Linked DNA regions of Homo sapiens: region 2 is linked to region 1. Evidence: chromatin contacts called from ENCODE Hi-C or POLR2A ChIA-PET data. All regions are on one chromosome and are shown on one strand. Each heading gives the region's core, a stretch centred on a gene start or an enhancer-like site at or near the end of the contact. The rest is flanking DNA. Distances are from core to core; before and after follow the strand shown. Region 1 has its middle 30 kb from the start of MMP7. Region 2 has its middle 44 kb from the start of BIRC2.

Evidence for each region. A loop is a pair of places that touch in the nucleus more often than their neighbours do. ChIA-PET counts read pairs that join two places held with the same protein, here RNA polymerase II (POLR2A). Pooled maps may share reads with other maps.
Region 2: a pooled map shows a loop between it and region 1 (2.3-fold over the local background). The contact joins two enhancer-like sites. A Hi-C loop is called at or near these places in 7 of 50 pooled maps. POLR2A ChIA-PET finds 5 or more read pairs at or near these places in 6 of 52 experiments (A549, AG04450, Caco-2 and 3 more).

The regions. Positions count from the first base shown.
Region 1 is chr11:102,559,101-102,562,728 of GRCh38, forward strand. No RefSeq gene overlaps it. Among named protein-coding and RNA genes, the nearest start is that of MMP7, 30 kb to the left of the region's middle. Within about 2 kb of position 1,756, at least 13 of the 41 ENCODE cell types and tissues checked have a DNase peak (open chromatin) inside an H3K27ac peak, as active enhancers do.
Region 2 is chr11:102,389,306-102,392,933 of GRCh38, forward strand. No RefSeq gene overlaps it. Among named protein-coding and RNA genes, the nearest start is that of BIRC2, 44 kb to the left of the region's middle. Within about 2 kb of position 1,571, at least 4 of the 41 ENCODE cell types and tissues checked have a DNase peak (open chromatin) inside an H3K27ac peak, as active enhancers do.

The sequences.
Region 1 (3,628 bases), core at 506-3,005:
CAGAGTTGAAAATAATTTTCATTTGGTAGAGATGAAATTGATTTCTGTGTGATTGTGTAGGGGAGGAAAAAATGCTCCCTTCTACCCTTCTATGTTCTGTGGCTGGTCTAAGAATTAAATGGACATAAAAAACATTAGTAGGAGAAAAATAACTTTAATTTATGGACATATGCGTGGGAATCCCACTAAAAATGAGACTCAAGGAAGTACCCAGATAACTGAGACATATGTCAGCATAAGCTATAGGAAAAAATAGGGCTTTGGAACTTCTGGGGAGTGGTGGAGGCAAATGATGGGAAGGTGAGAGGAGGAAATGTAGGGTGAATATAGTTTACCTTCTTATGTGGATAAGAGTCTCTCAGGCAATAAAAATTGTCTTAGAGTTGTTCTCTTCCTGGTATGGATACCTTTACTAATAGAAATTTTCTTTGTAAATGTAAATTTTCCTTACAGAAGGGGAAGTTTATACATTATTTTAAACAGGTGAGGGGGAAGTGAAGAGCTTTTTCTGCATTGGCTGTTTCTTAATTTACTTTAGCTTGAAATAAGCAATATGCCAAGTGGCATATTTTGAGGGTAGCATGTTTTGAACCCCTTCAGTAGAAAACATAATCCAGAGGTTATGATTTTATAGCTCTTTACGACATTAGCCGGTTTTGCTCTGTTGGGAGGAAAACTTTCCCCTAACCCTCTTAGGTTTGAATGGTCTAGGCCTTTGGATTAACTAAGAATAGATTAACAGAACAAAAGTTTTTGTGCCTACAGAAGTACTCAGTAATGAGTAACTTGTTTAGTAGCCAGAGATAAAGGTTTGTATTCCAATTTAGCAAAAATGGAGGGGAGGTTTAGGGCATCAATAGGAAAGTATGAAAGGCTCTATTTGGCTTTTTGATGCTAATAGGCAGCTAAATTCATACTTCCTGGTGCTGAGTGTCAGTATTTTCTGAAACAGGAAACTCCCTGGGTGAAGGGGTGTGGGTAGTGTCAAAGGCAGGTGTATTTTTGGGAGTACCTGCATAAGTGTAGATAATGTTTTATTTTTATTTTTTGGTGATTGTAGATTAAGATGTTCTCAGTTTAAAATAATTTTTATACCACTTTGGTGAGCTGTTAATCTACCCAGTATCTAATTTAGCAATCTTATTTTAGCATCTTTTCTTTTACTAATTCGATACACCAGTCTTGCATATACTTCTTTAAACAGCCTTTACCATCCTAATGGTTCCCTCATTAAGTTTAAATATTTGAAATGTGCTCACTATGTATTCTCATAAATATATTTTTGAACATTAAAAAGTTTATACTTTGGCAATTTTCTATACTTTTTCATTCCTAGTACACAGTAGTTCTCTTACATATGCATGTATTAGCCTTTTGTTAGTTTATAATATCATCATTATGGGAAAAGTATTCTGAGTTCTGAAGAGCCAATGAAGAAAGTTTTGAAACACACCCGATTTTAACTTGGGGACTGTCTGTACTATATTTTTTAATAGTCTGTGGTTTCGTGTTCTCTGGTACTTAAATTCCTAAGCTTTACTGCCTTGAAGTTCTTGGCACACCATAGGCAGATTAGCCACGTGGTCATGTTTTGGAGTTTGGGTTGTGTTAGAAGTTTGGGTTCTGTTAGAAGAATAATTAAATCTTAGGCAGAAATTGGCTGACTTCCTAATAGGCAAGGTTAAGTCTCATGATGCTAGGCTACTAGGCAGGGTTTCTTGGCATGACAGCTATTACATTGAAGTACTTGACAGTTTTCGTTGTAAAGAACATTCTTATTTATAAAGTAGCTCCCTCATATTTGTGGTTTCACTTTCTGCAGTTTCAGTTACGGTCAACCGCAGTAGGTTATTTTTATGAACATAAGATATTTTGAAAGAGAGAGACAGAGAGAAAGAGACCACATTCAAATAACTTTTATTACAGTAAATTGCTATAATTGTTCTATTTTAATATTAATTATTGTTAATCACTTACTGTGTCTAATTTATAAATTAAACTTTATCCTAGGTATGTATATATTGGAAAAAAATAGTATATATAGGATTTGGTACTATCCCCCCACTGCAAGCACCTACTGGGAGTCTTGAAATGCAACCCTTGTGAATAAAGGGGGACTGCTGCACCTCACTAAATTCTCACCTGGTAAATTTAACCTAGTGTTCTTTTATTCCCTCCTCAGTGGAATTTTGACACTTGGTTGTGATATTTTATGAAAAAGCCCTATTCAAATAATTTTTGGTGCAGTTATGAAATGGATCGCCAATTTTATTTTTTCCTCCTTCCTTCTTTTCCTTCTCTGTGGTATTTTAAAATATTTCACAAAACTAGTGTATAGAATATTAACACACTTTACAGATGATAACTTTTAGTCACAGCATCCTCAGTTTGGAAACCTGCTGAATAATATTGTTCATATGATGACAAGTTTGAAATGAAGGCACATTATTTTGAATGGCTGTGTCCTATGGCCCAGGGTTACCGAAAATGTGGTCCATGGGCCAAGGCCTGCCTGCAAACTGTTTACTACCTGTCTGTAATGAGATTTCTACAGAACTTGAAAGCATTTGTAAACTTTTGTAAGCAATTTCTCAGAGTAATTTTATGTCTGTTGAATAAACTTACAATGTTTTCCTAAGAGAAGGATGTGGTTTGTCACTTGCTGTTTCTTCTCCTCCTTCTTACTTTCTTCCACTCCTCTTTCTCTTTCTCCTGTTACTGTTACTGCCCCTGCTGCTCATCTTCTCTTTCCTGACTTTATTCTTTGTCTTCTTATTCTTCTTTTTGCCTTCCTTTCCCCCTCTTCCTGCTCCTTGTGATTCTTCTCCCTTGTCCTCCTCCTCCTCCTCTAGATATGAAAGTCCACTATATTCACACAAGGTATGTAAGTAATTGTTCCTTTCAGTTACCTTGAGGAGAACTAATTAATTTAAAATATTATTTTAAACACCACCTTTATCTTATAGCTCCAGTGAAAAACTGCATTTTGTAACCTACATTTTTTTTATGGAATAAATTCCAGTTTTTCAGCTTGATTTTCAGGATCTTTCCAATGTAAGCCCAATATAAGAGTCCTAACTCTTCATAATTCCCTTAAAAATTATGATGATTTCCCCTTTATTGTGTATTTATACCATTTATCTTCTAAGAATGGATTCTCCGCTGATTTATAATTTGATTCACCCATCTAATGAGTATTTAGCATCAATTAAATGCTGGGCAATAAGTTCCTGCCACTCAGGAGTTTAACATCCAGAACGTAGTCAAATACTTACCTCTTCTTTGGGGGCATCTCCATGAGGTGTAATTAGAAAAAGCAGAGCCAGGCGCAGTGGCTCACGCCTGTAATCCCAGCACTTTGGGAGGCCGAGGTGGGCAGATCATTTGAAGTCAGGAGTTCGAGACAAGCCTGACCAACATGGTGAAGCCCCGTCTCTATTAAAAATACAAAAAAGTTAGCTGGGCATGGTGGCACATACCTGTAGTCCCAGCTACTCAGGAGGCTGAGCAGGAGAATTGCTTGCCTGGGAGACAGAGGTTGCAGTGAGCTGAGATCACGCCACTGCACTCCAGCCTGGGAGACAGAGTGAGCCTCCGTCTCAAAAAAAAAGCACTAAGAGTTGTCAGA
Region 2 (3,628 bases), core at 321-2,820, 170 kb before region 1:
TTCTGCAGGCTGTACAGGAAGCATGGTGCTGGCATCTACTCAGCTTCTGGTGAGGGCCTCATGGAGCTTTTACTCATGGCAGAAGGTGAAGTCAAATGTCACATGGTGAGAGGAAGCAAGAGAGGGGGGAAGTCCCACACTCTTTTAAATAACCAGATCTCTCATGAACTCAGAACACGAACTCACTTGTCGCCAAGGGGATAATGCTAAGCCATCCATGAGGAATCCACCTCTGTGACTCAGACACCTCCCGTCAGGCTCTACCTTCAATAACGGAGGTCACATTTCAACATGACATTTGGAGGGAACAAATACACAAACCATATCAGAGAATTTAACCCATTTACATTCAAGATTATTATTGATAAATAAGGACTCACTACTGCAATTTTGTTCATTGTTTTCTAGTTGTTTGGCAGACCCTCTGTTTCTTCCTCTCTTGCTGTCTTCCTTTGTGATTAGATGATTTTCTCTAGTGGCAAGCTTTCATTCCTTACTGTTTACTTTTTGTGCATCTACTCTTGGCTTTTAGTTTGTGGTTACCATGAGGCTTATATAAAACATCTTATAACAGGATATTTCAGACTAATAATTTTCATTGCATTAAAAAAAACTGTATACTTTTACTCCATGCTCCCCATTTTGTTTTTGATGTCACAATTTATATTTTTATATCATATATCCATTAACAAATTATTATAGCTATTATTATTTTTTAAAGTTGTGCCTTTTTTTTTTTTTTTTTTTTTTTGAGACGGAGTCTCGCTCTGTCGCCCAGGCTGGAGTTCAGTGGCGCAATCTCAGCTCACTGCAGCCTCCGCCTCCCGGGTTCAAGCGATTCTCCCTGACTCAGCCTCCTGAGTAGCTGGGATTACGGGTGCCCGCCACCACACCCGGCTAGTTTTTGTATTTTTAGTAGAGATGGGGTTTCGCGATGTTGACCAGGCTGGTCTCGAACTCCTGACCTCAGGTGATCTGCCTGCCTTGGCCTCCCAGAGTGCTGGGATTACAGGCGTGAGCCACCATGCCTGGCCTAAAGTTGTGTCTTTTAGCATTCATACTAATGATATAAGTTGATTTGCAAACCACCATTATGGTATTAGAGTATTCTGGAGTTGACTGTGTACTTACTTTTTAACCAGTGAATTTCATATTCATGTTTTCCTGTTAATAATTAGCATCCTTTTCTTTCAGCTGGAAGAATTCCCTTAACATTTCTTATAAGGCAGGTTTAGCGGAGATGAACCCCCACAGCTTTTGTCTGAGAGTCTTTATCTCTCCTTCATTTCTGAAGTAGGGCATTGCAAGGTAAGTGCATATTCTGCTTCTCTTTGTTTCTAGGGGGCCAAAGCTCTGTATTAATAATAGCCTTAATGTAGTGGTTTTCTCAAATGCTGGTTGTTTTTTAGGTTGTAGTAATGGTGTACTGTGTGTGTGAGCGGGTTCACTTTATCCTACAGAGATGGGAAGGTGGAGGTGTTGGGAGGCTTATCTCGTTCTCCAGAGCTGTGTGCTTCAGTCAGCAGGAATTACATTGGGTTGTGCAGTTCACTCTACGGGCCAGTAGGTGGAGCTTGCAGGAAAGAGGCGGCCAAGCACTGTCCAGTGGTGTCAGTAGAAGTGATGGGCCCTGGAGGTTGACCTCCCAGCCAGTAGCTGGCACTTGCAGGCGCCCGGTAGTTGAGATGGTGTAAAATTTTTACTTCGCCTTTGTTAATCAGGAGAGGTATCAGAATTCTTGGGCAATGAGTGGGCCCATGGGGTTCCCAGTGGTCCCCATCCCGGCTCTGCTGCCAAGGTGGCTGGCAAGGGTCTAGGGTCAGCTTCCAGGCCACTGGGGCAATCTTCCAGAGAGGCCGGGAGGTGCCTCTCCTGTGCTACAGAGCCCATTCAGGGGAATTGGGACAGCCCAGGGTTTTCACTGTACCACATTGCAGTGGGACCCACCCAGCTCCCACACCCCTGAGCTGGTAGGTCTCCAGTATCTAGCTGTCAGCAGCAGAACAGAATGGTTATGCTAGTCCCAAGCCAACTGCATTCAAATTGCCTAGCCACAGGCCATGTGACTCCTTGGGGGCAGAAACCATTGTTATTAGGCCGTACCCTTTCTGTTTTAGTCTTATGGAGGGCGGGCCACCATGCTTCCCTGCCACTGCGTGAACCCACACCATGCTCTTTGTGGTTCTGACAGTGGGGGCTCCTACCCTGCTTGAGATCAGATCATAAATCTCCATGCTCCTGGATGGTGTGCTTGAGTCCTGGGGAACAAGTACCAAGTCAGCAGACTTGTCCACTGGCCCCTTGGGCTCAAGTAACAGCTGTGATAGGGAGGAGCAAATTGCCCCCAGGCTGCCAACAAAACACTCAGATGGGGCAATGGTGGCTACACTGTGGGGTCAGGTTCCCCCTGTCTCCTCCCTCCCCAACAAGCCATGGGAATGGCCAGGCAGGCAGTCTTGGGAGGGATGAGCAGGCATGGGGCATGCTCAGATGTAGCCTGTCTTTGTGGCATATAAGAGTGAGAGTGCCTGGGCCGTGCTCATTCCCTGGCCTGGCAGACAGCAGCAGCTGCAGCAGCTTATGGCATGACATAGAGTCTTGGGGGTTGGTGCCCAGAGTCACGCTTTGCTTAAGTTGTCCAGCACATAGAAGCCTTTGGGGTTCTATATGAGTTCAAGTGACCTGTGTGTGTGTGGTCTCCACGTAGTTCCCTAGCTCCCTCTGCCAGTCTAAAGGTCTGTGAGGTCATGGAACTCTTCTGTAGCTAAGATCTCAGAGGCCTGTGGCAGGAATGTGGTACCCCACAGTTCCTTCACTCACCCTTTCCTTGGGTCCTGGTCTGGGGCCAGTCCTGGCACTTGGTGATGCCAAGCACGCAGTCCTATTACTTCCCTCTTTAACCAGTGTCTCCCATCTTCTATTGAATTTCAGTGTTCTCTTTTTTTTTTTTTGAGACGGAGTTTCACTCTTATTGCCCAGGCTGGAGTGCAATGGTGCGATCTCGGCTCACCGCAACCTCCGCCTTGCGGGTTCAAGTGATTCTCCTGCCTCAGCCTCCCAAGTAGCTGGGATTGCAGGCATGTGCCACCACGCCTGGCTAAGTTTGGTATTTTTAGTAGAGACAGGGTTTCTCCATGTTGGTCAGGCTGGTCTCGAACTCCTGACCTCAGGTGATCCGCCTGCCTCGGCCTCCCAAAGTGTTGGGATTACAGGTGTGAGCCACTGCACCCAGCCTGTTCTCTCTTAAAAGATCTGTTCATGTGATTTACTCAATATTTTGGTTCCTCTTTGTGGAAGAGGCACATCCTAGCTGCATCTAGTCAGCCATGTTGAACCTGGTATCTTTATTGCATTTTTCATTTGTTGTACTCTGCAGCTATGGAACTTTTTTTATTTCAATCTATTAAATTTCTCATTTTGTTTTCCTGATTTCATTGAATTGTTCCTCTGTATTTCCTTGGTTTGCTGAGCTTCCTTAAAATGATTACTTTGAATTCTTTGTTATGTAGTTTGTTGCTCTCCATTTCTCTGGCATTAGCTACTGGGAAATTATTGTGTTCTTTTGATATTGATGTTTTCTTGGCTTTTCATGTTTCTTTTTACCTTACGTTGATGTTTGAGCATTTGG